2 separate regions of the Homo sapiens genome follow, and region 2 is linked to region 1. A link is an interaction called in ENCODE POLR2A ChIA-PET data of the cell type or tissue named here. Cell type or tissue: A673. All regions are shown on one strand. Each heading gives the region's core, and the rest is flanking DNA. Links, peaks and the distances in the headings are about the cores only.

What was found. Peaks named below come from ENCODE experiments on the same cell type or tissue, not always from the same donor. Only the 100,000 strongest peaks of a DNase experiment are listed, where the experiment ranks them.
Region 2: POLR2A ChIA-PET joins it to region 1 with 11 read pairs; 2 of 35 experiments call an interaction of 5 or more read pairs at or near these places.

The regions. Positions count from the first base shown.
Region 1 is chr11:96,139,118-96,156,185 of GRCh38, forward strand. The region is part of intron 1 of MAML2 (mastermind like transcriptional coactivator 2); the gene reads right to left. Among named protein-coding and RNA genes, the nearest start is that of MIR1260B, 190 kb to the right of the region's middle. RefSeq lists enhancers at 10,470-11,669, 17,053-17,068. In A673, for the core only: no CTCF peak of the experiment used is centred there; a DNase peak (open chromatin) is centred at 11,134.
Region 2 is chr11:95,053,374-95,067,051 of GRCh38, forward strand. It overlaps SRSF8 (serine and arginine rich splicing factor 8), which reads left to right and starts at 13,546. Exons shown (of 1, transcript NM_032102.4): 1 at 13,546-13,678. It also overlaps the pseudogene LOC100420803. RefSeq lists an enhancer at 13,370-13,678 and a silencer at 13,522-13,601. In A673, for the core only: no CTCF peak of the experiment used is centred there; no DNase peak of the experiment used is centred there.

The DNA.
Region 1 (17,068 bases), core at 9,948-12,447:
TTCCACAAACCAAATCAGCTTTCCTAATACAACTTTGTACAGCGATCAGATACATTAGGCCTATCACTCACCACTGAAAAAAGACAGTGGTGGCTCACACCTGTAATCCCAGCACTGTGGGAGGCCGAGGCGGGCAGATCACGAGGTCAGGAGATCGAGACCATCCTGGCTAACACAGTGTAACCCTGTCTCTACTAAAAATACAAAAAATTAGCCGGGCGTGGTGGCGGGCGCCTGTAGCCCCAGCTACTGGGGAGGCTGAGGCAGGAGAATGGCGTGAACCTGGGAGGCAGAGCTTGCACTGAGCTGAGATCCCACCACTGCACTCCAGCCTGGGCGACAGAGCGAGACTCTGTCTTAAAAAAAAAAAAAAGACAGTGGTATCCAACAATTATCATATCAAATACTTGATATATAACAGTTCCTTTTTTTTTTTTGATATATTTAAGAGAGAATAAGAAATCCCCAACCATGTTAAATTCTTTACCAAGAATCACAATAATTTTTTGATCCCTAGAGAAAGGTGATTTGACAGCAGGAAATCTGACCTCTGGGGCTACCTCTCCCCTTTACCTACTCATAATCATTTTGGTCAGCAACAACTGTTGTTTTTCAGTGTTTTTCATAAAGACAGTGCAGAAGCTCAGGGCAATACCAGATGATGGCAAAGACCAAAATAATACAAAATACTCAAGCAAAGGCAAACATTAAGGGCCTTTGAAATTTCCGTCTCTGTTGCCTATTCCCACTCTTTCCACCCACATCTACTCTCCGTGATGCAATGAAGGCCTGGGTATGTGGGTAGTAATGACTGCATAATTCTATCTTTAAAAAAATCTATTGAATTAAGGAAGCTGCAGAAAATGAGGAAAACTTATTGAAAACCATCAGAACGAAAAGTTCTCAAACCCAAGTAAATTGCTGCTGAGGCTTATCATTGATGATGTTTCACTTTCTTTATGTGGTTAATTGCTTCCTGCCTCCATAGATGATTTTATCCATCTTTATCAGCTTTTGTTTTGTTATTAGTGCCCAGGCATTGGCATGGTTCATCTGGTACTCCATTAGACTTGTGGCAAGCACAAAAGCCAGGACTAAAGGAAGAAAATTAATTGCTTACCCTGCTAATATCAATTCATTTTCACCTTCTTGCTTTGGCCTGACTTCACCATACTGTTGACAAGTTATATTTTTCTTGTTAGTTCTTTGATCCTCAAAAGCTAAAAATCAGCCCAGATAGATGAGAAAGAAAAGACAGCATTAAAACCACTGTTATTGCCTCTGGTGAGGTATGTAGTTTTGGGCTAAGGCACAGCCCTTCTGCCCAACATGAACAGGCTGAGATGAATCTAAGCCAATTTTGATGAATGGCCAGCAGAAGACAAGATCTTGGAGTTTCTTTGAGCAAACCATAAGAAGCTACTCTCTAAATTTTGCTGACTTTATACCAGAGCTCTTACATGCAGAGGCACTTCTCAGCTCCAGTTGATATAGCCTGGAGCAGTGCTGCCAGAGGTAGCAGTGTTGCCCCTAGACGTCACTCTCTCCATCGTTCAGTAGTTCCCAAAGGACCTTCCACCACTCCAGATCTACATGACAGATACCTCCAGAGTCTAGAACTTGAGGGTCAGGCGGCTCTTCCTCCCTCTAGAGCCCACCAGTCTGGATTAGGGTAAGCCTATGGGCTAAGGAGGTCAAATACACTTGACTGGCTCCATTTATTCCATCACGGGCCATGCTAGGAGCTGTCATTTTAGGGACACACAGGAACATCACTGTCTCTGTCTTTCAAATGGCTTTATTTGCTGCTTTTGACTCAGGACTAGGTTGGCCAGATGTAATAAGTAAACATATAGGATGCCTAGTTAAATTTGAATTTCAGACAAACAAGTCATTTCTTAGCATAAGTATGTCTCATGTAATATTTGGCCTGTCTTTACCATACTGTTGACCATATCTTTATTGTTAGTTATCCAATACTCAAAGGCTTAAGATAAGCCTAGGTATATGGGGGAAGAAGGATGACATGACATCCTTCTGGTGAGGTGCTTACTTTTAGGCTGGAGTGCAGCACATTTTTAGTACAAATATGTCCCATGCAACATTTGAGACATACTGGAAAACAAAACAAAACATTATTTGCTGTTTACCAGATATTTAATTTTAATTAAGTATCTTGTATTTTAATATTTAAATTTAATTAAATATCTTGTATTTTACCTGGAAACCCTACCAGGACCCTTGACATCTCCCCTGAAATACAAAGGAGCAAAAGATTCCCTATGCACAGATAGTTCTTTATCTTTATACTACGTAAGAGGCCCCAGCTAGAGCCCCAGTTGTGCTTACCCTGAGAACAGGGCATATTTAGGTCTGTCAGATGGAGAAGAGAAATCCCACCAGGGTCCATTTAAATGAGGAACCAAAGAGTATCGCAAGAAAAAACTCATCCTCAGGGATGAGAGCCAAGGTAAATGAGTTTGAGGCACTATCATAGAAAAAGGGGTGATTCTGAGCACAGAAGACCTCCTCCCTCCGATTGCCTTCCTTCTCCACACATAAGGACCAGGCCTTAGCAATGGGGGTGGTGATACAAAGACACAGGGCATAAAACAAACAAAATAATGTAGCTTTGGAATCAGGAGTTTCTGTATCAGCAGGGGAGCACCGTCAGCTTGAAGCTAGGACCGCCTCCATGTCCACATCGATGGGCACTGGCAGCAGAGCTGGCACTGTGGCCAACATTACCAACAGGGCTGTCTCTGCAGGTGCTAGCGGGACGCATCACCACAGCAATCTGAGGCAGGATGAGAGAAAACTAGCCAAGGCGTTGGGGCGATCAAAAAAGCTAGCCTGAGAAGATATTCATTTAATTAACATTTACCAACGTATAGCATGCAGTCTGTTATGTGTAGCTAACAGTACAATGAAAAGATATGATCCCTAATGTCATGGTGCTCACAATCTAGTGCAGGAAAGCAACAAGACCAGAGACAATCACAATATTGTATGGATAGAGCTATAATAATTTGCAAGCACATATGAGGGGCACCTAACCCCTCTTCAGTTTGGTAGAGTAGGTTTTCTGAAGAAATGACTTCTATGTTGAAACCCAAAGGACCAGTAAGAATAATTCAGGAGGAAGAGTCCATATGAGGTGCCCCTAGAAAATTTCTCATCTATTTGGGAGAAATCTGAAGGGGCTAGAGTTCCCATCTGAATGATGGAAGAATTAGGGAAATCTTGATTTGTGAATGTTACTCTGACTCTCTTTTTCCCTGTTAAACTGGTATGACTGGAAAAATACCCACCACTTGCTAAGGGCTTATTCTGAGAGTTAACATTGAGAAAATACCATGGTAAGCGTAAATGACATGGAGATCTAAGATCTCATAACCCTCAGGTTCCAGTACGATGTTATTGCAGATTCTCTGCAGCACCTCACCAGTTTGCTGACATTACATAGGCAAACAGTATTCTTTGCCCTATATTTTGCACTTTGAAAGTCCTTTTATACTAAAGAAAGTATTGCCAATGCCAAAGAACGAAATTATCCTTCCTTCCCATTGTCAGATCCAGGAAGGGATCTCATTTACAAAAGCAACCTAAATGCAGCATTGATGAGGTTATTGCTTCTCCTCTTGACGTATCTCTCCATCAGGTTTTGCAAAACTGATTTCTCTTCCTCTGGTCAGAGCAGCCTCAAAATAATAGGTTTCAGAATAAGAAAACAACTATTTTTTTGTTTAATCTTAATAATAGGGTATTTCAGGTTTGTCTAATGAAAACCAGAAGCTGATGATCTAACACAATCAAATACTAGCTTTTGTGCAAAAAGAAATAGTAAAATAACGTAGGACCTTGTCTAAATAAGACTTACAACTGATGCCAGCTAAATGGGAAAAAATAGCAATAACCTTTTAAAACATTAATTTAGACTTTTATTGGAATACAAAGGATCTCTAGTGTCTGAAAGCAGGCATTGTCTCTCTTTTTTATTTCAACAGAACTGTGGCTTGAATACAACACAGCAGGGTGTGTGTTTTCTAAAGTTGGGTCATTATCAGAGTGTTCACTGCCGTTTGCCAATAAGCCTTTATTTGGCAAAGTTTAAAACTGCTGACAAATGGGATTCTTCCTGTAGCAGTATAACATGGTACAGCTTAAATATGCCTAATTACAAAAGTCCTCCAAGGGCAGTCAAGAAATCTATGCTTTTGAGAAGATTCAGATGGACAGTCCTCAAATATTAATAGGAAACAGGAAAATCTTTGAGCCCTCGGTCATGTCGCTCTTGCTCCTATTATTATGGATTTTAAGTTGCAGGGGCCTGTGAGATTATTCAAAACAATGTCTAGTTTTATCCGAAGCTGCAGGGATTTCCGATTTCCATAAATTTCTCTGGAGACATTTAAGAGGCGGTTTTTTACTTCTGCACACTTTGGTCCGTGGGTTTCTGTGGGTGTGTGTCTGTAACTTTCCTTCCCTGTTCTAATTTGTCCCTGTTCAGAGACAAATAAATTGGAAGATTATTATCCAAAACTCCAAACAACATTAATTCCTTGCACATATTTTGTGCTTTTAGACTCCAAGAATGATAATAGACAATCTCTTTAGAATGTGGAAGGGGGACCAATGTCAAACCATTTAATCACAATCTCCACCTCCAGGAGCCCCTCTGAAAGAACAGAAGCCTTACTTGAACTGGATTTCATGGGAAAATCTGTGCCGCGAACCTTGCTCTCTAATTATAGCTGGGGGAACGTGAGGTTTGTTTGGAATCAGATGTAGCTTTCCACTACCATAATTACACATTTTATTTCAAACACCTCACTGCAGTGTTTGAAGATGTTAGCACAATTGCACTAAGTATCATCCTGGAGTTCTTGCTTGGGAGGTCTGGTAGAGAATGAAGGAACAGGACAGCAATTGAAATGATGAGTTTATAGGAGTCTAATAATTTCATGGCTGGAAGTATGACATAAAGAAATGAGCTTGGGCTTTTTATTCAGAGCTGGGAGTTCTCGTCTCAATTCTGCAGCCTAACTGATAAGACCTTTTACTAACCAGGTAAAACAATTAGCAACTGGGATCACATTGCTGGGAAGATGCTGAGTAACATTAATTAGAGTCTCAAAGGACTTTAAACAAATACGTACATCTAGAGAAGAATTTTTATAATGTAGTTAAGAATGCTTATTGAGAAAGAAACTCAGTGTCTATAATCCATTGCTGACTAGCATGCTTAGCTATGGTTAAATCTTCCAGTAAGCCAAGAATGAGGGGAGAAGAGGGAGGCAGGTTGGGACGAATAGAGTAAGTGGTAGAAGTGGGTTCTGTTCAACCATATGTAGAGGAATTAATCAGCTCTTTTTCATGGATTTAGGGCCCTCAATCCCTATATAATTCCTCAGATATTTGTGCTACCTGCCCCCTTCCCCTCCATGTAGCTGACCTTAGAAGATTAGAAGAGAGAGACCACTGGGCTTATTATCTGATGAATGGCTCTGTTTTTACTGTGAAATTATAGGAAGTGGTTTAAATTGAGAATAATAGAAACAGTAACAAATAATAAGAATACTTGCTATCCTGTGTTAGATCATCTGGCAGGCTATCTGATGAGAGATAGGGTTTCATCTCGGGAAGTTTTAGAAAAGAGGCCAGATATATACCAAGTACTACTCTAGGTATTTCACAGACATTTTGTTTCACTCTTATACAAATCCCGTGGAAGAGAAATGACTTTCCTCATTTTAGATTCTAGGGAGTGACAGGGGACAAGTCAAAGGTAATTTGGAGTGAAGGCTGCCCTGATCAACTTCCAATGCATTGGATTATTTTCATTTCATCATTTTCTCAGTGCTATGGAATCTTTGTGATCCATTAATAATATTAATAATAATCCCTACATTTGTATGGCATTTAATACTAATGGTTTTCAAGGAAGTTTCACATGCATTACCTCACTGGACTCTCAAAAACAAGTCTGTGGGTTGGGCAAACAGGAATTATTACCTTCATTTTAAAAATAGTGAAACTGAAGCTCAGAGAGGTGGCATGCTTTATTTAGGGCTAAGACCAGAGTCCAGCTTCTGTTAGAACTAAGCCTTGCTTCCTGTTTTCCCTTTGGAGACCTTGAGGAAGACCATGAGCCGCCAAATAGCTACCATGATATTGCTAAACCCTGTACCAACTCGTGGACAGTAGTCTCATTAAACGCTCAAGATCCTTGGATGGAGACCAAGAACTCTCTATCTCTGCAAAAATCTCTACAGAAACATTTTTCTCTTTACTCTGCCTCCTCATTTAAATGCTAAAATATTTACAGTGAGTGATAAGTCAGATAACATCATGCTGCCTTGTGAATTTTTAGGGAAAAGATGAAGAGCACATGATAAGGCTGGGAATTTTCAACTGCCTGGCACAGTGGAAGAAATATTTGTCTAGGTGTTAAGACGTGTGGGTTCTGGTCCTGTCTCTTTCACTTATTAGCTGTGTAACCTGTTACTTGTTGTGTTAAAATAAATCCTCTAACAGTTTCCTAAGTTATTAAAGGGACTGTCCTGATAAAATCATGATGTGTGAGGGCTTTTAAAAATTGTATACTTGTTCGGGCGTGGTGGCTCATGCTTGTAATCCCAGTACTTTGGGAGGCCAAGGCAGGCGGATCACCTGAGGTCAGGAGTTCGAGACCAGCCTGGCCAACATGGCGAAACCCCGTCTCTACTAAAAATACAAAAAATTAGCCGGGCATGGTGGTGGGTGCCTGTAATCCCAGCTACTAGGGAGGCTGAGGCAGGAGAATTGCTTGAACCTGGGAGGCGGAGGTTGCAGTGAACCAAGATCATGCCACCTCACTCCAGCCTGGGTGACAGAGCAAGACTCCGTCTCAAAAAAAAAAATTGTATACTTACACGTGTGTGTGCCACACACAAACATTGTGACATGCAGTATGATCACATAAAATATGGATGATTTTCAATCTACTCCTATAACCACAAAGTGAGGGAAAAGGTTTATATATCCATATCATTGTGGTAGCATGGTATCTTACATAAGAGCACCCTCAGGATATAATTTTTATAATATTATTGGTAGCAGGAGCTTAACTATTTGAAGGAAACCAGATAGGTTTCTTATAAGGAATTCCATCTCTTGGGATCCTTGAGCAGGCCATGAGATCTGGTAGGTTTTGACAAGAGAAAATGAGAAACCATGCTCAGGGCCAGTCTGGCTATATGTACTCACTACTTGCTCATAGTTGAAATGATTTTTAAGAATTGTATACAATATTGCTATTAGCAGTGAATCGGGGAGGCAGGACAGGGGACAAACCATGGGACTCAGAGTCAGAAAGGGCTGAGTCCAAATCTAAGATATATCACCTGCCAGCTGTTATGAGTCTGTTGTCTAACATTTTTGACCTTCAGCATCTTCAACTGTGTGAGCTGATCACACCATATCATAGTTTACTTTGAGGATTAGATGAAATCTCTGTGTAAAGGACCTCAAATACTTGCCATGAGATAGGTACTCAGTAAATGGCAGCATCAGGGTTTTCTACACTCCTCATCCTACAACATGGACTCTGAATACAGCAGTGAGGCAGGATTGTGTCATCCAAACTTGAGGATTCCTCATCTATTGACAGTTGTTCATTTGGGTTTGTAAGAGAGAAGTAGTTTGATGTTGAAAATGCTGTTGGTTACTTATTTTTGTTGAGATTCTTTAAAAGTGAAAAGAGGCAGTTGACAGCCTTTTTTAATGCAGAAGCTCTGAGAAAAATGGTGCCAGACCAACCTGTTTTGGCACACTCTTTGCTGAAAATGAAAGGCCATGTGATCTCCTGGGGATCATGAGACTTGAGTTCAACCTTTCAGCTACCCCAGAGTGAGATCATGTTCTATCCTTCATTTATTAAGAAACCATTTATAGAATACCCACTTATGAGTTAGTGTCAAACTCATTGTAGTGTACTTAGTATCTGGCTCATTGTAGGTGCAAGAAAATTTGTAATAAGTAATTATATGCATGACTGAAGAAATAATACTATATATGCTATACAGCTAAACTTTTTTCCTCAATACTTCCTTTTCTATAAGATGAGTGATGTGGACTATAATCTCCCAGCTACCCACAAATCCCCAAGTTTTAACTTATATATTTACATGGCTTTAGATACAATCTAGGTCCCTACATGACTGTAATATGGATACATAAAAGTTTATAGCATAACCCTTATTTTTATACTTCCTGCACTTATCATTTTTTTCATCCTTTATCCTTGAATTCATAACAGTCTTAGGAAATGATTCATGAATGCATTAAACCCTCCCTTAATCAGATACATGAAAAATTATAGTGTTAGTTTATATTTTTTTAAATCGTAGATCTGATTTATGGCTTTTATAGTTCAAGTCAGAAACTTTTGGATTCGACTCTTCCATGAGCAAAGGCTATGTGCTTTAAGTAGAAAAAGTTTCTTTACCTTTTCCACGTAGGTGAAGAAACAAAGACAATTTAACTAAAACTTTCCTTTTTTCTTTCTCTCCATTGATTTCTGGCTAAAACCCTTCTTGGGCAAATTTTGCACCAAAGTAAACTGGTTATAAGGAAAGGAAAATGAATTTAGAGATGATGTAGTTTTTTACACTCCAGTATGATTTCCGAATCTATCACATGCACATTGTAGGGGTATTGTTCGGAGCAAAGTATGCACTTGGGGTACCCCTGTGTTGTGTCTTAAAAGGGGGATTGTTTTTGCCACAGGACATAGAAAAGAATGGTCTGATGCATGCTAGTCACATCACCTGCCACTCTGAAAGAACAGTCAGGGGCTTTAGGCATAATGAAAATGAGGAGTAAAATGCTGGGTGTTTATCTCCAGCATTCCAGATAGAAATATATCTCTGTCCAATGAGAAGCATCTCCTTTAACAAGACTGTGGTGCATTCATCTCTCCTGCGTATACACGACGAGCACACCTCATCTGTCACGTCGGGACATGTTAAAAGGAACCCTCTTCCCCTGCTCCTTTCTACTCTGAATAAGTAATTATGAAAAACAAATCATTGCCATGTCTCTTTCTTTCTTCATTTTTATTGGGTTTTGTCTGCCTGTCTCCCGTGGACATAAAGAATTGTTCTGTTCATTCAGATTCAATGATTTTCTTTGGGGGGTTGTTTCAGATAAAACAGAAGGTCTGATTTTGTCAGGCATGCAGCTCTGAAAGTCTCTTAGAGCAACTATACATATGAATTTGAGGGCAAAATGTCACCCTCTAAGTGAACTGAATGGAGAAAACACAATAGAAGTCTGTTAAAATGCTGCTTTGGGTAACATGAAAAAAAAAAAAGCCTAGGTGTGGTCATTCTTTCTGGAGGCCTGGTAGGTGCCTGTCTACACTATGATTTGCAGGGTGCCTACCCGCCTGAAGCTGAACATTATTTTATTTAATGCATTGCTTTCCCTGAAATGTTGGGGATCAATATGAAGTGGGGAAATGTCCTTCTGGCCTGAAAAGTCTGAAAATTCTGAAAAATACACACACACACACACACACACACACACACACACACACACACACACACATAAGCACGCACACTACCTGATAGGAGAAGGCAGGAAGAAGTAGTGTGTGTGTATGAGAAAGACAGACAGCACATGTGTGAGCTGATTAGATGATCTCATAAAGTGGTTTGGAAACCAAAGGACAGAGGAGTTGAGACAAAGCTTTAAGTCCATCTACATTTTGACGAATGGATTCTGCCCAGGCAGGAAGCTAGAAAGGCGTAAAACAGGCCCAGTTAGCATGGATGTGAAATTGATTTCTGAATCCTGACCTCACATATAGCCCTATTGCTTAAGGCGGCATCTTAAACCTCGTCACTTTAGGATCTCCCTCTTAAAGGTTCCAGTAGCCCTCTGTGACGAACATTGCCTTCCACTGTGACATGCAACCCAGTCATGTGCCTCATCCACGGTATCACAGAAGCTCTTCAAAATTGAAAAGTAGGCCAGGTGTGGTGGCTCACACCTGTAATCTCAGAACTTTGGGAGGCCGAGGTGGGCAGATCACAAGGTCAGGAGTTTGAGACCAGCCTGGCCAACATGGTGAAACCCTGTCTCTACTAAAAATACAAAAAGAAAGTTAGCTGGGCATGGTAGCATACGCCTGTAATCTCAGCTACTCAGGAGGCTAAGGCAGGAGAATTGCTTGAACTCAGGAGGTGGAGGCTGCGGTGAGCTGAGATCACGTCACTGCACTCCAGCCTGGGTGACAGAGTGAGACTCCGTCACAAAAAAAAAAAAAAAATGAGAAGTTAAGTTTTCAGCCAGGCGCAGTGGCTCATGCCTGTAATCCCAGCACTTTGGGAGGCCGAGGCAGATGGATCATTTGAGGTCAGGAGTTCAAGACCAGCCTGGCCCACATGGTGAATCCCCATCTCTACTAAAAATACAAGAATTAGCCGGGCATGGTGGCATGTGCCTGTAGTCCCAGCTACTCAGGAGGCTGAAGCAGGAGAATTGCTTTTGAACCCAGTAGGCGGAGGTTGCAGTAAGCTGAGATCACGCCACTGCACTCCAGCCCAGGCGACAGAGTGAGACTCTGTCTCAAAAAAAGAAAAGTAAAGTTGTCCTCAGTCTGTCTCTGTTTGCCTCTGTCTGCTCTCTGTCTCCTTCTCTTTGTCTCCTTCTGTCTTCTCTCGGTCTCCTTCTCCTTCTCTCTTCTAAATTTCTCTGCTGATCTCTCCTTCTTCCTTTGTCTCTGCCTGGCTCTGCCTGTCTCTCTGTCTTTATTTGATCCACCGCCATGTTCTTAACTGTCACCTCAATGCATATGACTCCTGAGTCATCATGGCCAGTACTAAATTGTCTTCTAATTTGTACTCCAAAACTTCTAACTACTTGTTGGATATCTTCGCCTGAATATTCTACCCCTCAAATTATCATGTACCAATCTAAATTAAATTCAATATCTAAATAATTGACTTGAAATTTCGTTAACAATTTTTGACAAATACAAAAGTTATTGCCATCACAGCAAGAAAAGCTTTGCTCTTCCTCCTGATTCATACATCAAACATTTACTGAGTCTCTACTATGTGGGAGTGATGAAGTCACAAAGCTGAAAAAGATAATCCCTGCTCTCACGAAGCTCAGCTTCAATGACAAGTGTGTAATCAGAATACACAGTGCTTGGATATGAGACCTTGCAAGATAAAGTGAGAGCACATAGGAAGGATACCTAACCCAGACTGGGAGCAGGGAGTGGGTTAGGGTGCCCGGGAAGACTTCTGGGAAGTAGTGACACTTACCTTGAATCCTATGGGTTGTGTAGGAGTTAATCTAGTAAGGGGATGGAGAGAGACGTCAGCATTTCTTGAAGCATTGGCAACAGTACACAAGCCCAGACAGACAGCCTGGCAACTCTGAGGAAATTGCAAGTAGTTCAGGATGATGAGAGCAGAGAGTTAGGGCAGGGACATGCTCAAAGCACCCACACCCACAGCTTTGGGGTCTTAGAGTCATTAATGAGCGACCCATTCCCCCTCACCCTACATAAGATAGTATTAAGCCCTGAAAATTTGACTGCCACCAGATAGTCCTCGTCTCCATCCCTGTGGTCACTACTCTAGTTCAGACCTGCTTTACCCTTGTAGGGCCACCATACTAACCCCTGCTTGACAGTTTCCAGGCCTCCCCAACTCTAGTTTATTTTGCCTCCCATTACAGCATTTTTCTGAAGTCTCCCTGCTTAAAGCGTGTTCTACAGTCTAGCAGCATCAGCATCACCTGGGAACTTCTTGGCAATGCAGCATCTTAAGCCCCTCCCTAGACCTACCGAATCTAAATGTATACTTTAACAAACTCTTTTGGTGATCTGAATGCACATTAAAGTCTGAAAAGCATTGCTTTCAAGCATAGCTCTACTTATCTCCCATCATTGCTGAAACACAAAACCTTCTGTTGCTCACTGGTGCCTGCTGAATACACTTCAAACTCCCTCGTCTAATTTTCACTTTCTTCTAGCCTACCGGGACACTTTCCTTTTTCAGAACATGCTCCATCCATCCTTCCTCAGCTCCTGCCTTTGCCCTTGCCTGGGACACTCTTTCACCTCTCTTTATCCTTCTGATCCATAGGGCTGAGCTAAAATGCAGCGTCTTTCTTGATTTCTCCAAGGGGTGCCTCTCCCATCATTGGGCATCCAAAATATTTCCATTATTTCTTCTTAGTCTGTCATATCTTGCATTACAGTTATGAGTTATATTTCTTGACAGCAAGTAATCCGAAAGCTCCTGAAGGGCAGAAACTATATCTAACTCATATAACCGGCCCTTGATATGGTTTGGATCTGTGTTCCCACCCAAATCTCATGTTCAGTTGTAATTCTCAGTATTGGAGGTGAGGCCTGGTGGGAGGTGATTGGATCGTGGGGATGCTCCTTCATGAATGGTTTAGCACGAACTCCTCAGTGCTGTTCTCATGATGGTGAGTGAGTTCTCACATCTGGTTGTCTAAAAGTATGTAGCACCTTCCCCCTCTTCCTTTGTCCTGTTCCTGGCATGTAAGACACCCGCTCCTACTTTGCCTTTCACCATGAATAAAACTCCCCTGAGGCCTCCCCAGAGCAGATGCTGCCATGCTTCCTGTAAAGCCTGCAGAACTATGAGCCAATGAAACCTCTTTTGTTTATAAATTACTCAGTCTCAGGTATTTTTTATAGCAGTGAGAGACTAATACAGCCCTTAGGATTTTAGTTCATAGGTGATCAATACATATTTTTAAGATAAATTGTTGAAAAAATGTTTATAGCTAGGCATAGTGACTTATGCCTGTAATCTTGGCACTTTGGGAGGCCAAGGCAAGAGGGCTGCTTGCACTTGAGGCTAGGAGTTTAAGACCAGCCTGGGCAACATATTGAGATCTCATCTCTACTATTAATAAAAATATTAGCCAGATATGGTGGTGTGCACCTATAGTCCCAGCTACTTGGGAGGCTGAGGTGGCAAGTTCACTAAGCCCAGGGGTTTGAGGCTGCAATGAGCTATGATTGCACCACTGCACTCCAGGCTGGGCAACAGAGTGAGATTCTGTCTAAAAGAATAGGTGAAAAAGAGTAACTGCATATTGTTATCAACAGCAAAAGAAATGTAGACTCATTCAGCACTCACTTGGTAACATCCAACAAATGACCTCTACTGGATTTAAATGACAAATCGAGAAACAACTTATTCCCAACTACTACAGCTATTAAAAATATAATCGACAGAGAAGATAGAACACCAGTTGAAGTTCTGTCCAAATGTTTAAGTGTTAAAACTCTGCAGTTCTCACTTACCTTAAATATCATATAGCACATGGCCAGCAAGAATTCTAGGTGTATAAAACTCATTCTCTCTTTTCTTCCAACTAAAGCGAGGGACCGTGGGGGCTAGCCATAAACCCTTTGATCATTTTCTTCAGTGTATCATGTGAAATTTGTTTCAGTCTCCTGACACATGAACACATTTACCAGAAATATTCCTTAGAGCCAATTTGTATAAAGCAAGGAAGAGTCATGGTGGGTGTAGCAGAAACTTGCAATGTTTCCAGGCAAGGAAATACTGTGTTCACAGAATGCTGATTTGGTAAAAGAAGGAGAGGAGTTTTGCTGGGAGAATACCAATGTAGTTTAACAATGCAGCTCAAACATGTCGGGGCATTCTAGGTGACCAGCTCTCAATGACAAGCCCTCAAGACAAGCAGCCTGCCTGCCAGAATCTCACAGATTGGATGCAAGCAAGGGAAATGCTCCATCTATCTCTCTCAAGGTGGAGGAACCAAGGAGGACACTGCAGTTATATTAAGTGATTCTAATTATCACATTTCTACAGCCAGAATGCAGGGTAGTTTTACCCACTGATTCTCCCAGCAGGAGCCAGCCAGAAGAAAAATTAAGAGGATGCTTTGGAAATCTTCTTTTTTCATACTTAAATTCATAGATGGTCAAGGTATAAAATTTAGGCCCCATCTGGATTTTCTGCTTCTGTTTTTAGAATTTTTTTTTTTTTTTTGCATGAGGTCCCAATTAGTCCAAAACAATGAGGCATCCCTTAATCCCAAATGACGCTTGCTCCTACGCCTGTACCTTTCCTTGTCCTATCAAAACATCAAGACTTGTAGTGGTATTATTTGTTAGGAGGACCACACGATGGCAGTTAAGCATGTGGTCCCTGGGGTCAACCCACTTGGGTTCAAGTCCTTACCCTGCCTCTTCCTAACTGTATCATCCTGGCAAGTTATTGTAACATTCTGCCTATTGAATCTTGCCTTTCTTTTATATTTTGGTATTTTGATCATCATGAATTTATTAGGATTAATTTTGGTTTTTTAAAGGATTACATTAAAATATTATTAATCTTGATTACTGAGGTTTTTGACATTCTCTCAAATTTTTTACCCAAAGCAAGTGAGGTAGTGGCCTGTGTTTCAGTTGTCTCATCTATAAGGGAAAGTTAAAAATAGTGGCTGGGTGTGGTGGCTCACACCTGTAATCCCAGCACTTTGGGAGGCCAAGGTGGGTAGATCATGAGGTCAGGAGTTCAAGACCAGCCTGACCAACAAGGTGAAACCCCATCTCTACTAAAAATACAAAAAATTTGCTGTGTGTGGTGGCACACACCTGCAATCCTAGCTAATCAGGAGGCTGAGGCAGGAGAATCACTTGAACCTGGGAGGCAGAGGTTGTAGTGAGCCAAGATCGCATCACTGCACTCCAGCTCTGGACAACAGAGCAAGACTCCGTCTCAATAAATAAATAAATAAATAAATAAATAAATAAATAAATATGATAAAACAAAAATAGTAACGATGTCACTGGATTGTCACAAGGAATAAAGATGGTAATATACTTACAGTGTTTAAAACAACACTTTGCAAAATATGTGAGCTCTCACTATGATTTTCTTTGACTCTGCAAATCTGTTCTTCCTACATTAGAGAAGGAGGACTACTTTAACAAAGCTTCTCAAACTGAACTTTAACAAAGAATTACCTAGAGAGCTTGTTAAAAATAGATTCCTGGACCCTGCTCCCAGAAATCCTGATTCAGTAGGTCTCGGGTGGGGCCTGAGAATTTGCATTTCTAACAAGCTCCCAGGTGCGGTAGCTACTCTGGGGACAAAACTTTTGAGCAGTCTGCAACACAGAAAATGCAACTGGAGGGCTCCCTATCAAATCTTGGATTGATTTGCTACCAGCACATACACTTACTCCAAATAATAGCTGCTCCTACCAACCTCCTCTCAGACATTATCCAGGTTCAATTTGAGAAATAGAATCAGTTGCCAGTTGCCTCTGCAGCTTTTATCTGCATATCATAGTCTTCCCTTTAGAACTTGTAGGCTGTCTTATCAGTGCTTATCCTGACTTTGTAAATGAATACTTAGAATAACATTGCAGAAGTGAATAAGACCACCCAACAACAAAGTATTTTCAGTATTGGTTGGTAAAGAGGCCCAGTATCTCAGTTCAGTTCAGTTCAACAAACTCTCAGAGGTAGCAGGCACTGTGAATAAAAAGATGGAAGGACCCAGGATATTCACCCAGAGTGCACAGTCCTTTGAGGGAGAGGGACACATGAACATTAACTTACGATTCAGGATGTGACAAGATAGTAACGTGCAGAGAGTGCCATGGAGGAGCAGAAAGGGCACCTTAACCTATCCTAAAGGTGCCAGGTAAGATGTCCTGGAGGAAGCATTAGGTGAAGTGACTCTTCTCCACATCTGAGGGTTACTGCCAGCAGCCTGTGAAGCCCCAGTAGCTGTAACACTCCGGCCTCTTGGCTCCTGATTCACTGTGCCAGACGTGTGCTGGGTCCTGATCCTCCCCGTTCTCCCAGGGAGTGCCTGCTGGCAGGGAGCAGTGCTCTGCTATTCCACGCGGTAAGTCTCATCAAGCAGGCCCTCCTAGATGCCTATGACTGGGTAAATAAGTCTGCCTAATTGGGGACTTCACTTGCCAAGCTCCATCTTCCACCTTAGTCCTTTTTTAAAATGAAGAACAGCGAAGTTTCTTAATTCATTTGGAATTCAGGTGGGAAAAAGAAATGCTCTACATTGGGCTCCCTTCCAAACTTCAAGAAAGGATAGTATCCAAGCTGGGCCAGAAAGGGTGAAGAGAATGCATCAGATGATGATGAGATTCCCATAAAGGAAGTGGTCCTGGGAATGCTGACAGGGCTGAGAAATATTTAGTTCCACCCTGCCTTCTTGCTGATCACATTCCTTGAAATGGTCCTTTAAAGCAGGGTCAGGTTTTCTATGATGAGACCTTGTACATTTCTCTGAGCCCTATTTTCCTCTAAACAATACTACCCACCTCATGGGCGCTGTAACAATTCAAATATATATATATATATATATATATATATATATATATATATATGAGGAAAGTCTCTGGCTACCTAGAACACCCTGGTCCAATGTTTAGCTGTTATTCTCCAGGTTGCAAAGGACAGTGCTTTGTTTCTACTAAGTTGCTCAGTGATGAATGCTTACTGGAAGCCTAGTCACTTCTTCAGAGCAAGGGAAAGAGAAAGAACTGTCCCTGCCCCGCCCCTCCTGCTCTCCTTGAATGTGTACATTCCAGAAGCAAAGGCCCAACAAGCTAACTCATGGTCTAAACATTTCTAGCTATGCTGCTGGGCAAAATGATTACAGCCTGAATAATGGCTGTCGCCTGATGTGTGTCTGGGACGTAACTGCAATGTGGCCTCTGTGGATTGGGAACCATCAAGTATTACAAGAGGAAACATAAAAGAAAACACAGCACATAAACAAGCTCCCAGGATCACTGACATAACAAGCTTCTTTACTTCACTACGTAAAACCCACAGAGGAAAAGTGTTGTGCTGACCGCCCCCCACTGGTTCCTATTTCCAGCTCATGGAAGAATTGGCCCTCTGCCTGTCTGCAGACAGGAAATGCTCCTGGTTTGCTAACATGCTTCGCCTCCGTAACCCAGGGCTTCCATCTGTCCACATGGTCAGACTCTCTCCCCCAACCACACAGAGGAGCCT
Region 2 (13,678 bases), core at 2,615-5,114, 1.1 Mb before region 1:
ATCTGGCAGAAGGAATTTTTAAGCAGCAAAGAGTTTAAGATCTGGCCTGTCTGCTTCTAACAGCCTAGGCTCACATTCATGAACAAAGAAATGACCTGAAAGTGGAACTTATATCCAGTTCCAGTGAAGCAGAGTACAAAAGGGCAGCAAAATGTAAAAGTTCAAGGAATTTGCAGCCTGGCCATGTAGCAGAAGAGAAAAGCACATTTTTAGGGGAAGAATTCAAGCTGGCTGCAGAAATGTACATCACTAAAAGGAAGACAAGTATTAGTAGCCAAAATATTAAGAAAAACATCTTGAAGGCATATCAGAGACCTTCGTGGCAATGCTTCCCATCACAAGCCTGGATGTCTAGGAGGACAGAATGGTTTTGTGGACCATGCTTAGAGCCCTGCTGTCCTGTACAGCCTGTGGACACTGCTGCCTGCATCCCAGTTGCTCCAGCTCTAGCTGTGGCTCAAGGGGCCCAGGTAGAGCTCAGACCATTTCTTCAGAGTGTGAAAGCCATAAGCCTTGGAGGCTTCCACGTGGTGTTAAGTTCAAGGGTGCACAGAATGCTAGAATTGAGGGTTGAGAGCTTCTGCTTAGATTTCAGAGGATGTATGGAAAAGCCTGCATGTGCAGGCAGGAGTCTGCTGCAGGGGCAAGGGTCTCACAGAGAACCTCCACTATAGCGGTACAGAGCAGAAATGTGAGGTTGGAACCCCCACACGGAGTCCCCACTGGGTACTGCCTAGCAGAGTTGTGAGAAAAGGATCACTTTCCTCCAGATCCCTGAATGGTAGACCAACCAGCAGTTTCCACCCTACTTCTGGAAAAGCTGCAGGCACTTAACACAAGCCCATGAGGGCAGCTGCAGGGGCTGAACCCTGCAAAGACACAGGAGCACAGCTATGCAAGTCCTTGGGAGTACACACCATGCACTATTGTGCTCTGGATATGAGACGTGGAGTCCAAGGAGCCTATTTTGGAAGTATAAGATTTAATGTCTGCCCTGCTAGGTTTCAGACTTGCTTGGGGTCTCTAGCTTCTTTCTTTTGGCCGATTTCTCCCTTTTGGAACAGGAGTCTTTACCCAATGCCTGTACCCCCACTCTATCTTGGAAGTAATTAACTTGTTTTTGATTTTACAGGCTTATAGTCAGAAGGGATTTGCCTTGTCTCAGATGAGACTTTGGACTTTGGACATTTCCGTTAATGCTGAAATGAGTTAAGACTTTGGGGAACATTTGAGAAGGCATGATTATATGTTGCAATGTGAGAAGGGCATGAGATTTAGGAGGGGGCCAGGGGAGGATTGATATGGTTTGGGTCTGTGTCCCCACTCAAATCTCACATAGAATTGAAATCCTCAGTTTTGGAGGTGGGCTCTGGTGGGAGGTGATTTGCTTGTAGCGGTGGTTTCTCATGAATGGTTCAGCACCATCCCCCTAGTGCTGTTCTTGTGATAGAGTTCTCACAAGATCTTGTTGTTTAAAAGTGTGTAACACCTCCCGCCGGCCTTCCTCCTGCTCCCACCATGAAAGATGTGCCTACTTCCCCTTTGCCTTCCATCATGATTGTAGGTTTCCTGAGTCCTCCCCCAAACCAGACACTGCTATGCTTCCTGTACAGTCCACAGACCTGTGAGCCAATTAAACCTCTTTTCTTTATAAATTACCTGGGTATATTCTTTATAGCAAAGTGAGAATGAACTAATATAGACACCTTATTCATCCAAGCCAGAAAAAATAGAGAAACCTAAGGATATGAAAAACTTAGATAACATTAACAATAAGGTAGAATTGACAAACCAGATGATAGAAAATACTTCCTCTCTTCAGGTGCTGTTGACAGCTGTTGTGATACCTCTGGTTCTTCTTAGTTTAAAATAAATTAAACAAGAGACATACAGCAAAAGAAGAACAGCATAGAGTAATTTATTGTGAAAGAAAAATAATATTTTGAAAGTTAAGTGCAGAATAGACTGTACACACTGAGAGTGAAGGAATTCAGGGAGGGCTGCTTGTTAGGGTGAGACAGCATTGATTATTGCTGGAGAAACCCCCATTATGGGAGTTTTACATGGTTATTCATAAGGAGGTGGTAACAGGTGTTACTAGTAAGCAGGTCCTGATGGTCTTCTGTACATGTACAGTAGCTGTACATGCTTATTCATACATCCCATGTCTCATTAGCATCTTAAATCTCCACCCATGGGTGTGTTTTTTACTATTGTAATGAGCAAAAGATCAGTTTGAGGACAGGTAAAATCAAAATGTGCATGCTCTCTGGAAGGGAAAGTCCCTACTAAAGATAGCTTTGCTTGAGTGAGCTCGGTTACAATATGACTGCTAAGGCTTATTGTATTGGCTCTATGGTCACCACGGTCACTGCATCCCAAGTATATGTCAGGTCCTTGACAACCTATCCTGCCAAAGAATCAATCACAAAATTTGACAATATATCAGTGTGAATAGAAAATATCAATATCTTCTTTAAACAAAATGAAAAAAATTCAAACATTCTGAATTATCATGCAATAAAATTTGAAATATTTTTGAAAGTCAGAAAATGTACAGGTCCTTTTCCTGGTAGGTTAAATTTTTTTATTGAATGGATCTCAGATTTGAGGGAAGCACAAATCATAAAAGCCAAATTTCCACAAAACAATAAATATCTATTAAGAATATGAACTGTAGAGCAAGATAGTCTGATTTTGAATTCCAGCTTCTCTTACCAGCTAGTGTGACCTTGAAAATTACTTAATGACTCAGTTTCCTCAATGTAAAATGGAGATAGCACCTACCTCATGTGTTTAGTTGACAGTTCTATGAGTGAATATAGTAATTTGTTAATGCCAATGCCTGGAATACAATAAGCATTTACTGGAGTGTTTTTAAATTTAAAACTTAATAACATACAAAAAGGAATATATGAAATTCATTTAGAACAGTGCTGAGGGGAAAACTTGCAGCCTTAATTATTTTCTTCATCACATTCAAATAATAAAATTAACTGGATTAAGCTTCTGATTTACAAGTTAGGAAAAGATCAATTATATGAAAGTAGCAAGAAGGAATTGATATGCATATACATAGAAAATGAGTCAGAATAACTAAAATAATAAATCAACATAAAGCTCCAATGATATGTATGTTTTTAGAAAAATTAACTTACTACATAGAAAGTTTAAGACATAAATTTCTGTGTATGAAATACAGAAAGAGGGCGGAAGATCTGACTCTTCAAAAATGCCAAGGATTAGACAATTTCACAGAGGAATTGTGTGAAAATTTTATTTCAAGTATAAATAGGCCTTTAAAATGAGAAAAAATTCAAGCTTTAAAATAAGCACATCATTGACAGAAAATCCTGATGAATTGCAGAATGAGAGAAAATGATGGACAAAACTTATTGATGAACATCGTAAAAATTTTAACTTAAATATTAGCTAAGAGAATCTAAATAAATTAAAAGAATGACATACAATGACTACATGGGGTTTATTGCAGGAAGGCAGTGATGGGTTAAAGAAGGAAATCTAGGAATATAATTTATCCTGTAAATACAACCAGAAGAAAAGTCATATGATCATGTTTATAGATGTTGATAGGCATTTGATATAATTCAACAGTCTTGTTTTACACACACCCACAAGGAAGCAATGAATCCTTCCTTAAAATAAAATTCAAAAATTCTCTATCTACTAGTTAGCTATTTTAGACCCAAGCCAGCATTTTCCTTAATGTGAGGTATTTGAGGCATTTCAGTCAATAATTTATGGAATTAGTGCTGTTAACCACTGCAAAAATTTTTAGAGCTATAATTAATGGAAGGGAAGAGACAAAATTTATTTTGTTGTAGTTGTAGTTGATAAGGCTGAATGCAGGGAAAACTCAAGGAGGGGGCTAAATATCTAAATGGCTTCCCTATGGCCACCATGCTGACTTCAGCCATGGCTTCAATTTCAAGGAGGCCATGAATTTTGCCACCATGTGATAAGCAAAGTGGCCTCAGTGCAGTGGTGAGGAAGCCATTGTGATCTCTTCCCTGGATGCTGTCATGGGCATCCTGTAACCCAAGTGCAATGAGCTGTGGAAACCCAGGCAAGAGGGATTAGTTGCAGACCCCATGGAATCCAGGGCACAAGCCAGCCTGGAGATGCCCACCTCGTAGAAGATCCAAGTGCCTGAGAGGGCTCTCTGGACTGAGGCACCACCTGTGTCACCAGGGCCATGACCCACTCAGCCTATGACCTCCAGCTGTGGTGCCTGTTGCCTCACATTTCTGTGCCCAGTGTTCCTGTGGCCAATTTAGCCTGCAGTGATGCTTCCTAGCCCAGGACCTTAGCTTGGACCCACTGCCCACCCTGGCTTTGTCAACCTTGGTCTGAACCTTTCAACTGGTAGATGTGGTTGTGGTCCTTATCCTTTGTAACTGGGGGTTCAGAAGCCAATCCTCCAGGCTCCATCTGGCCAGGAGGTGCCTTTTGGTGGTCACAGACTGCACACCTCCAGGCCCTGAACCTAAGCCTCTGCCCACAGATGCAGCTTTGATGGATAGGCCTGTACCACTGAGCCCAGGATCCAGCATCCTGCCAAGGATTCTGGGTGCTGCTGGAGCCCCGCCCCTGTGCCCATGGTCAGCTTTTATATCCCACTGCTCTGCTCTGTGGGGGCTTCTTGAGATTGGTCACATTTACAACTCAGAATTTTCGCGAATTTTCGCAAATTTTCCGGCCACTAAAATTGCAGTGCCTCCCAGTGCTTAGCTCCTGTGGTGAGGTCCCAGGCACTGCTGAGTCCAAGGTGGTTACCAAATTCACTATACTTTCTTCATCCTCTCAGACACTGTAATATCTTGAGACTTCTACTTCTGCGTCACCAGCTGAGATTTCATCCACTGGACATGAGTATCTCTGAGAACGAGGTCTTCCTGGGTTTGCCGAGAGCTCATCTACCCCAGTGTCCCAAACTCTGGACCAACTATAGAGGCTGCTGAACTTCTGAAGAATTTGGAGTGTGGTTCCCCTTCAATCTTCTTCCCTTATCTCTCCCTCCCTCCCTCCCTCAACTCTCCCCTTCTTGCAAAACTAGCCTTTTATGGCCAATTAGGTCAATAGAGTCAGAAAAAAAAGCATCATATTTCTAAGTCATTGAGATATTTACAATGTGATATCGCCAGTATTTGTTCACAAATATATTAAAGGTCACCAACATGTAAAATCTGACTTTCTTTCTAATATTGTAATTTCAAAAACATTGCAGGAAGAGGTTATTCTCCATGCATTTTTCTTCACAGTTATTTGAGAACATTTCAGGCAACACTTATGAATATTTTATGGGCTGGTTACATTTTGTGGTGGTGAGTGAGCTCAGCGTATGGTTATGAGGTTCTGGCTGTCTGGTTGTGTGGGAGCACTGGGTTGCAGTTATGCTTTGAGGATAGCTTGGTAGGACCAGCCTGGCACTCAGCCAAATAGCAGGACCCAAGTTGCTGAGAAAGATGAGCAGCCCTAGGATAAAAGTGTCATCATCTGACTCTCTTCTCTCCCAGGCTCCAAGCTGTGTGCATATTTCACACTGGTAATTCATTGACTCAGCCTAATAAATAAACCCCCAAATAAGTGAATAAGACAGTTTCAGTCAGGAATGTGTTTTGTGTAGGAACTAAAGCAGGATTGGACGACAGGGCAGAATGGGCAGAGGCTGGCCAAGCCGCTGGTCCAGGAAGGCTTCAGAGAACAGGAGATCTTCTGGGGCCCCAGCTGAGAAAAATAAGAAGGTCCATACTGGGATTTTCCACCTGCAGGGAACTGTAAGTGCAATAGGCCTAATATAGAACTTGGTGAGTTTGTTTTTCCAGCGATACGATAGAGGCTTATTTATATCTGGGGCACACAGAAGAAGAAGACGCGGAGATCAGACCACTTAGGCCCTGTGACTCATGTTAATTGCATTATTGGGTAGTCTATCAACTTGAATTGAGAAGGCACTGGAAGTGTAAAACGGCAGTGAAGATGTGATTTATACATTTAAACAATCAGTTTAGTTGCTCTGTGGAGAATGTGCCAGAAGGAGAAACAGACCATCTAAAAGTGAGAGTGACAGTTGCTTAGACTCAGTTGTTCATATTGCAAATGCACAGAAGTGGACAAATTCAAAACTTATTTTCGAAATTGAAGGTGATAGTTTTGGATGTAGAAGGAAACATTCAGAGAAGCAAGCCACCCCTCCCCTTAGTACTACTCTTGCTTAACTGCCCTTACAGAATGTTATTAAGGCTCCAAAGTTGAAGCACCAGGCAATTTGAGGGCTAAAGTAAAAAACAATTGGTGCTTGCCTGAACTTCTCAATAAAGAACAGAAAAACACAAATTTTCTTGCCTATCTCACTCATTCAGACAACTTTGTCATTTCTAATGTAATAAGAGATGGAAGTTTATTCTTTATAAAATTCAAGCTGGGAGGCTGAACGCAGAGTCTCCAGGCACACAGGAAGATGGAGTGAGTTGCCTGGCTGAAAAGGGGCTAAAGCTAATACTGAGATGGTGGAACCACAAGATGAAAGCATACTGGACTCACTGGAAGGGAGAAGCCCTAGAGAACTGCTGGACCTACAGTACACCTTGTGTGACCAAGGAATCAATTTTTATGTGATAGGAAAAAGCCTCATTGGCCCTGGAATGCAGGAGGCAGACAGCCTTCAGCTGCAGAGAGCTGCCTTACCCAAGGCCATGTCTCTTCCGAGTGTAGCCCACATCCAATGACTGCTCAGTGCTGGAGCATAAAGCTTGGCCATCTCTGCTGAACTCAGGACAATCCTGAGGCCATTTGAGCTCCAGAGTCCCTGCAGGATCGGCTGACTATCTTTGGGCATAAACCACAGATCAACTTTTCTCTGTGCTCAAACCTGCTTCCTATACCTCCCTTAGTCAGATATTGATCCCAAAGGCACTCTAAAGATCTTGGTGCTGAAGTCTTAGAGTCTGCTCTGTAGTGGACCTGACCTGCAATTGTACTTTAGGTTTCTTTGTGTTTCAAAGGCATAATTTCCTTGAGAGAATAAAGATTGGTCCCCCTGCTGAGAAATTATAATCCTTCTTTGCATGGTTATTTAGGGATGTGAGGAGATAGAAATGGCCATGAGATAGAATCTCAGCTTCCAATGTATGGAACTATTGTTGTGACCCCCATTGAAAACATGCCACTTTGAACACCAGAAGTCACAAGGACAAGAAGCAAACATCTGATCTTTGGCCTGATGGATCAGTCCCAGTTTTACACCTGGATTTACTAGAACCATGCGCTCTGGCTCTGAAAGAAACAGTTCCATTTCCAGAGCAACTGACTCTCACATGCATTGCTACTGTGAATGTACCATCATACAGCCCCTTTGAAAAACCGTTTGTCAATGTTCTATAAGCTTAAGCACTCATCAATCCATAGCAGTTCTCCTCCTAAATACCTACACATTTTATAAGAATCATGAACTGTGGATAATTCATATATCTCTGAATATATAAATAGAAAAACTCATAGCTTATTAAAATTTGTAGCTTATTGAATATTATTCAGCAACAAAAAGGAATGTATTGCTGGTACATGCAACAGGAATAGCTGGATCTTACAAACATCAGATTTGGAAAAGAAGCCAGATCCAAAGTGAAAACCTATTGTATATTTTCATTCATACTCATTGCAAATATAGACCAAAGTAAGCTGTGGTCATCGAGTTTAGAACGTGATTGCCTCTGGTGGGAAGCAGGGATTGACTGGAAAGCTCCTGGCATGAGAGAATGTGATGGGGCCATGGGAATGTTCTACATCTCCTTTTGGGTGATGATTACATGGGTGTATATGAATGTTAAAAGTCACTGATGTGGAGACCTATGGTGTATGCATTTTTATTGCATGTATTTTAAACTGGAGAAAACTGAACAGGAGACAAGACAGGAGCAGCTGGAAAAGTGGGAACCATCTTAAGAAACACTGGAAAGCTGAATGCTAGGCTGGCAGGGAGAAAACCTGGAGGGCAATGGAATCCCCAATGCAGAACCAAAAGGAATCAAGATTTTGTGACACCAGGTACCTCTAGAGTTGGATGTAAAAGTGAGGCTAAACACAGAGATTTTGATAAAAATCTGTTGGAGAAGTTTCTTTAGTTCCTTGGGTCAGCTCCATCAAGTTAGCATCTGGATGACTACTTCCACCAACGACTTCCACTCATCTTTCAGTGGAAAATGAGACTTTCTTGCTCCTATATTCCAGGTGAGAATTGGAGGTTGCTAAACTTAGGTGATGAAGTCGGATTGTGGACATAAAAGTGCAGGAAAGAAAGGGATTCTGACAATTTCTGGAGATGGTAGCTTGGCTCACGTTCCAACTTGGAATGTGAGAACTGAATTTCTGCTTGTTATCTTCAGCAGCATCACAATCTTATCCTAGCCAGATAGATGCCCTGGAATGGCTATCATTAAAAAAAATCTTGGATAGTAAAAGAAAAGAAACATAAACACACAAATAATTTGTAGAAAATATTACTCCTATTGTCCTCCTGTTTCTATTCAGCTACTTTCATAAATATTTTACATTCTCTTGCCAAATAAGAGCAAGCAATAGTACAGCTAAACTTGTTTCTAAATTAGTCTTCTGGAAAGTTCAGGGAGTTAGGGGTGGCTGTGGAGGGCTTCTTCAAGCAATTGTAATTAGAATTCTATGTTACTTCATCTGACAATCTCAATTTGGGTCACTCTTCTTTGTAAAATTTGCCCATATCTAGCTGTTTGCCCATGTCCAATCATAAGCTTTTGCTATTCTGTACTGTTTTGTTTTGGAAAATCAAGGAACATTGATAATGAAAATTATCTAAGAGCAAGTGTAGAGCCATCTTTGTCCTCTCCCATGACCTCTGTTCCTTCATTTCTGAAGGCTTCTCTTCATTTCTGAGAAATAACAATTATGAGTTTGATGCATATTCTTCCTGTTTATAGTCGGAAGTCTACAGAGCCAAGATGATATGTCAGGTTTGGTTTTAACAACTTCTCTTCCTCCTGCTACCTATTTAAAAACTCAATATTACAAGGCCTGAACAGATTGCTACGTATATAGATCCTAGTGACTCCAACAGAGTCAATAGACCTGTGTAATTTTTTATTTTATTCATTCCCCTGCTGATGGACATGTAGATTATTTCCACATCTTTGTTATGTCAAACAACACTTTCTTGAACAGCTGTGTGCATAGAACTGGAGTTCCTTGGTTATACTGATATTTGTTTTCAATTATTCTAAGAATAGCTAGGTCAGTCTACAATTTCTATCTCCATTAGCAGTGGGACAGTTCTGGTTTCCCCATATCTTGGCCCATTTTTACACTGTCAGATCGTTTCACTTTTTCTAATTTAAATTGAGAAAAAGTGTCTCAATGCATTTTCTCAATTACTAGTGATCTTATACATCTCCTCATATTTATTGGCCATTTGGATTTCCTTTTTTTTTGAGTTGCCTTTTCTAAGGCTTCGATCCCTTCTTTTGGGTTGACTCATTGTTTTTATTGATCTGTGGAAGTTTTCAGGATACTTATTCATTGTCTATTTTACATATGACAAAACTGTTCTTCCAGCCTGTATCTTGTCTCAATTTTTTATGTCATCATATACTGGAATGAGTTAAATATGTCAGAAATTTTCATTGTGGTTTGTGCTTTTGGCTCTTCTTTAAGATAATTTTCCCACCTTGAATTCATAAACACATTTTTCAGTATATTCTCAAATAGCCCTAAAGTTCTCTTTTATACAGTCTTTAATCCATCACTAATTTACTCTTCTAAGTAGTGCACGGTAGAGCTCTATTTTATTTTTCCCCCCAAGATCAATATCTCTTATTGAATTGTTGATTGCTTTTCATGGGATTGGTAAGCCACCTTTATTATATACAGACTCCCACATATACAGTTGAGCCTTGAACAAATGAAGTGCATGGGTCCACTTATACAGGGATTTTTTTTTTCCACAACCGTATTGGTAAATTTTTTGGAGATTTAGAACAATTTGAAAAAACTCCCAGATGTATCTTGTACTCTAGAAATATTGAAAAATATAAGAAAAAATTAGGTGTGTCATGAATGCATAAAATATGTATAGATATTAGTGTATTTTAACATTTGCTACCATAAAATATGTACAATCCTGTTACAAAAAGTTAAAATTTATCAGAATTTACACACACACACAGACCATACATAATGCCATTTGAAGTTGAGATAAATGTAAACAAATGTAAAGATATAGTATTAAATCATAACTGCATAAAATTAACTATAGTAATACTGTATTATTATAAGAATTTTGTAGCCTCTTCCTTTTGCCATTGCAGTGAGCTCGTGTGGTGAGTATCCTCTTAAAATGCTGCAGGATGCTAATCATCTCTGCCTGAGCAATTTTTTTCTCTCTGGTAAATTGTCTATCACAGTAAAAAGTGATCTCTTGAGTATCATGTTTAGGGCAATATCCTAAAGCTTGAATAATACTATGGGGCCCAGACGAAGTGCCACTAGTGATGCTGGAAATGTTCCCAAGAAGCAGAGAAAAGTCACGACAGTATAAGAAAATGTTGAATTGCTTGATGTGTAGGGTACATTGAGGTCTGCAGTGAGGTTGCCAGCCATTTCAGACAGGCTATTCATCTTGTAAATGGTTAAGGTATCCATAAATATAGTACAGTATAGTAAATACATTTTCTCCTCCTTATGATTTTCTTAAAAACATTTTCTTTTCTCTAGTTTTCTTTACTGTAAGAATCCAGTATTTAGTACATGTCACATACAAAATCTGTGTTAATCAACCGTTGATATCTGTAAGACTTCCAGTCAACAGCAGGCTCTTAGTAGTTCAGTTTTGGGAGGAGTCAAAAGTATTTGAGGAGTTTCAACTGCACAGGGATTCAGCACCCTGAATCCCCTCATTGTTCCAGGGTCAACTGTACATGTATCTGTGTCTGGTCTCAGTATCTGTGCTTAGAGGTACTGTTGATATCAGCTCAAATATTACAGTTTGATAAGGGAGAAGTCTTTTTTTTGTTTTAAGGCATCATTTTGGGGGTTGTCATTTAAATATTTGACTCTAACAGTGCTAGCTCTACCGCCTTGAACAAGTGACTTAATGTCTCAATGACTCAGTTCTGTCATCTGAAAATTAGAGGTATGAATCTTCTTATAGGTCATAAGAATTAAATGATTTATTGTACCAAGAGTAAACCGAACAGTGTTTGCCATGTTATAGTCACCAGGTATGTTAGCTATTTTAAATAATATTTTACTATTAGAAATAAAGAGGGACTTCTGTTCATCAAAAGATATGAAAAAAAGAGAGAAATGACAAACCAAGGAGTGTGAACTGATATTGTATTACTCATATCCAGCAAAGAGCTGATATCCATTATATATAAAGAGCTAGTGCAGAGAACGCCAACCCAATAGAAAAATGGACAAAATACATAATAGGCAGCTTATGAGTAAGAATACCCAAATGGCCAATGAACGTGAAAAAATTACTCACTCTCATTTGCAGTTAGGGAAATGAATTTTTTTTTTTTAAGTTTTAAGTGACAAAATCTCACTGTGTCACCCCAGGCTGTTGTGTGGGGACGAAATCACAGGTAAAACAAATCTTAATGCCCTCACCTAACTGGCTAAAACTAAAAAGTCTGATATTCACCAAAGGTTTGCAAAAGTGAAGAGCACTGAGCACCCTCATACACAGCTATCCTGTGTGTAAATTGATAAAAACTGTTGAAAAACAATCAGGCATGGTAAAGTTTGAATTCACATACAGTTGTCCCTTGATATTCTGCAGGTGGATGGGGTTTGGTCCTTAGTAACCCCTGAGGATTCTGAGGATTTTCAAGTCCATATATAAAATGGCTTGGTATGAGCATGTAACCTATACGTATTTTCCAACATACTTTAAGTCATCTCTAGATTACTTACATTATGATGAAAATGCTATGTAAATAATTGTTTACTGTATTATGTTCTATTTATTTTTATTGTTTTTTTTTTCTGAATAATTTCTACCCACAGTTGGCTGAATTCACTGATGCTGAAGCCAGAGGTTACAGTGGGCTGCCTGTATTCTGTGACAAGGGATCCATTCATACCTAAGAGGACACATGAGCTCCAGTATACATGTCCAAGCATGTTCTGAGCAACACTGTAAGAGGCCAAAAGTGGAAACAACCCAAGTGCCCATCAACAGCACAAACATTTATACCATTGAATGCCTTACGGCAAGGTAACAGGATCAAGTACAGCTACATGGAACACATAGATGAGGGAAATAAAACACAAAATACATTAAAATATAAAAAGCACAATTCTATGTATATAAGGTTACATAACATTTTCAAAATCAGCAACGTTTTAATTAATTTAATTAATTTAGAATTCTCCTGCAGAGGAGTTTTCTCTCTTTTCTCCAATGTGTTAATTTATTTAATCATTTATTTACAACAGCACAGATTAATATTTATTTTATATTTTGGAATATGATATAGTAGTATTTTAGTTTGTTCCTTAAATTGTTCAAGATTTGGCCATTGGGAGCTGTTTTATTGGTTTTTGTACCCCTCTAAAATTACCCCATCAATGCTTTTGTTTGTTTTCTATTTATCACATCCTTATTTTCCAGCACTCCAAGATGCTCTAGGCCCTTTCTGTATATTTCCTTTCCAGATTTAGAAACTGTATTTCTTCATCAGTATTGCTAGATTGTTTTTTTCTTTAAAAGTGTTAGATTTCAGTTTTATTAATCATCTTTTTAAAAAAACATATTGTCCCTTTTATTTGTAATTCTATTTTTATTTTAATGTTTTATTTTTTGTTTTGGTTTTGTTTTACTAATTGCTTGACTTCAACATAAAAAAAGTTTTAGAAATGTGGTTATTAATTTTCAAGTAAATATGATTGGATTCAGGTTTTTTATTTTTAACCTTCAATATTATTTCACTGAGGTCCAGATGTGCTGAATTTATTGACCTATTAAATTTTAATTGACATTTATTTTGTAGTCTTGTATTGGGAAATTCTTCTGTTTTCTATATATTTTTGGTTGTTGCAGGTTATATGATCAAAATTGTTGTTTGTTGTGCAAATTATTATAGCATTACTAGTTTTGTTCTCTGCACTATTGATTTCTGAGAAAACGGTGTTACGGGGAAAAAACAAACTTCCATCATGAGTGCAGATTTTTCAGTTTTACCTTATAACTCTCAGTCTTGGCTATGTGTCACTGTTATGTGTTTAGGTGCGTTAAGTTCATCACTGTAATGTTTTCCTAGTGAATTTTCTTTTCAATAACTATGAAATGTGCTCCTTTGATCCTATCAATACACTGGATATTAATATTGTTGCCCTAGGTTTCTTTTGTTTAATATTTGTCTGGATTGCCTGTTCCCATAAATTGACCTTTAATCAGTTAGCTTTGTTCTTAAGATTGGTTTAAAACGTAGAATAATAGGGAGGAGCATGGGAGGGTGGGACGTCTAATGTAAATCCAGCCCAGTGATTACATTAGCTGGGCGCTGATTAGGTTAGGATGTTGCCCAGGTACAAGGCCAGGATCTTCGGGGCCTGGCTTCATTTGGAGTTCAGCTACCAAAAGGAAACCTTCCTCTGGGTCCTGGAGTATTTGGCCTGAAAT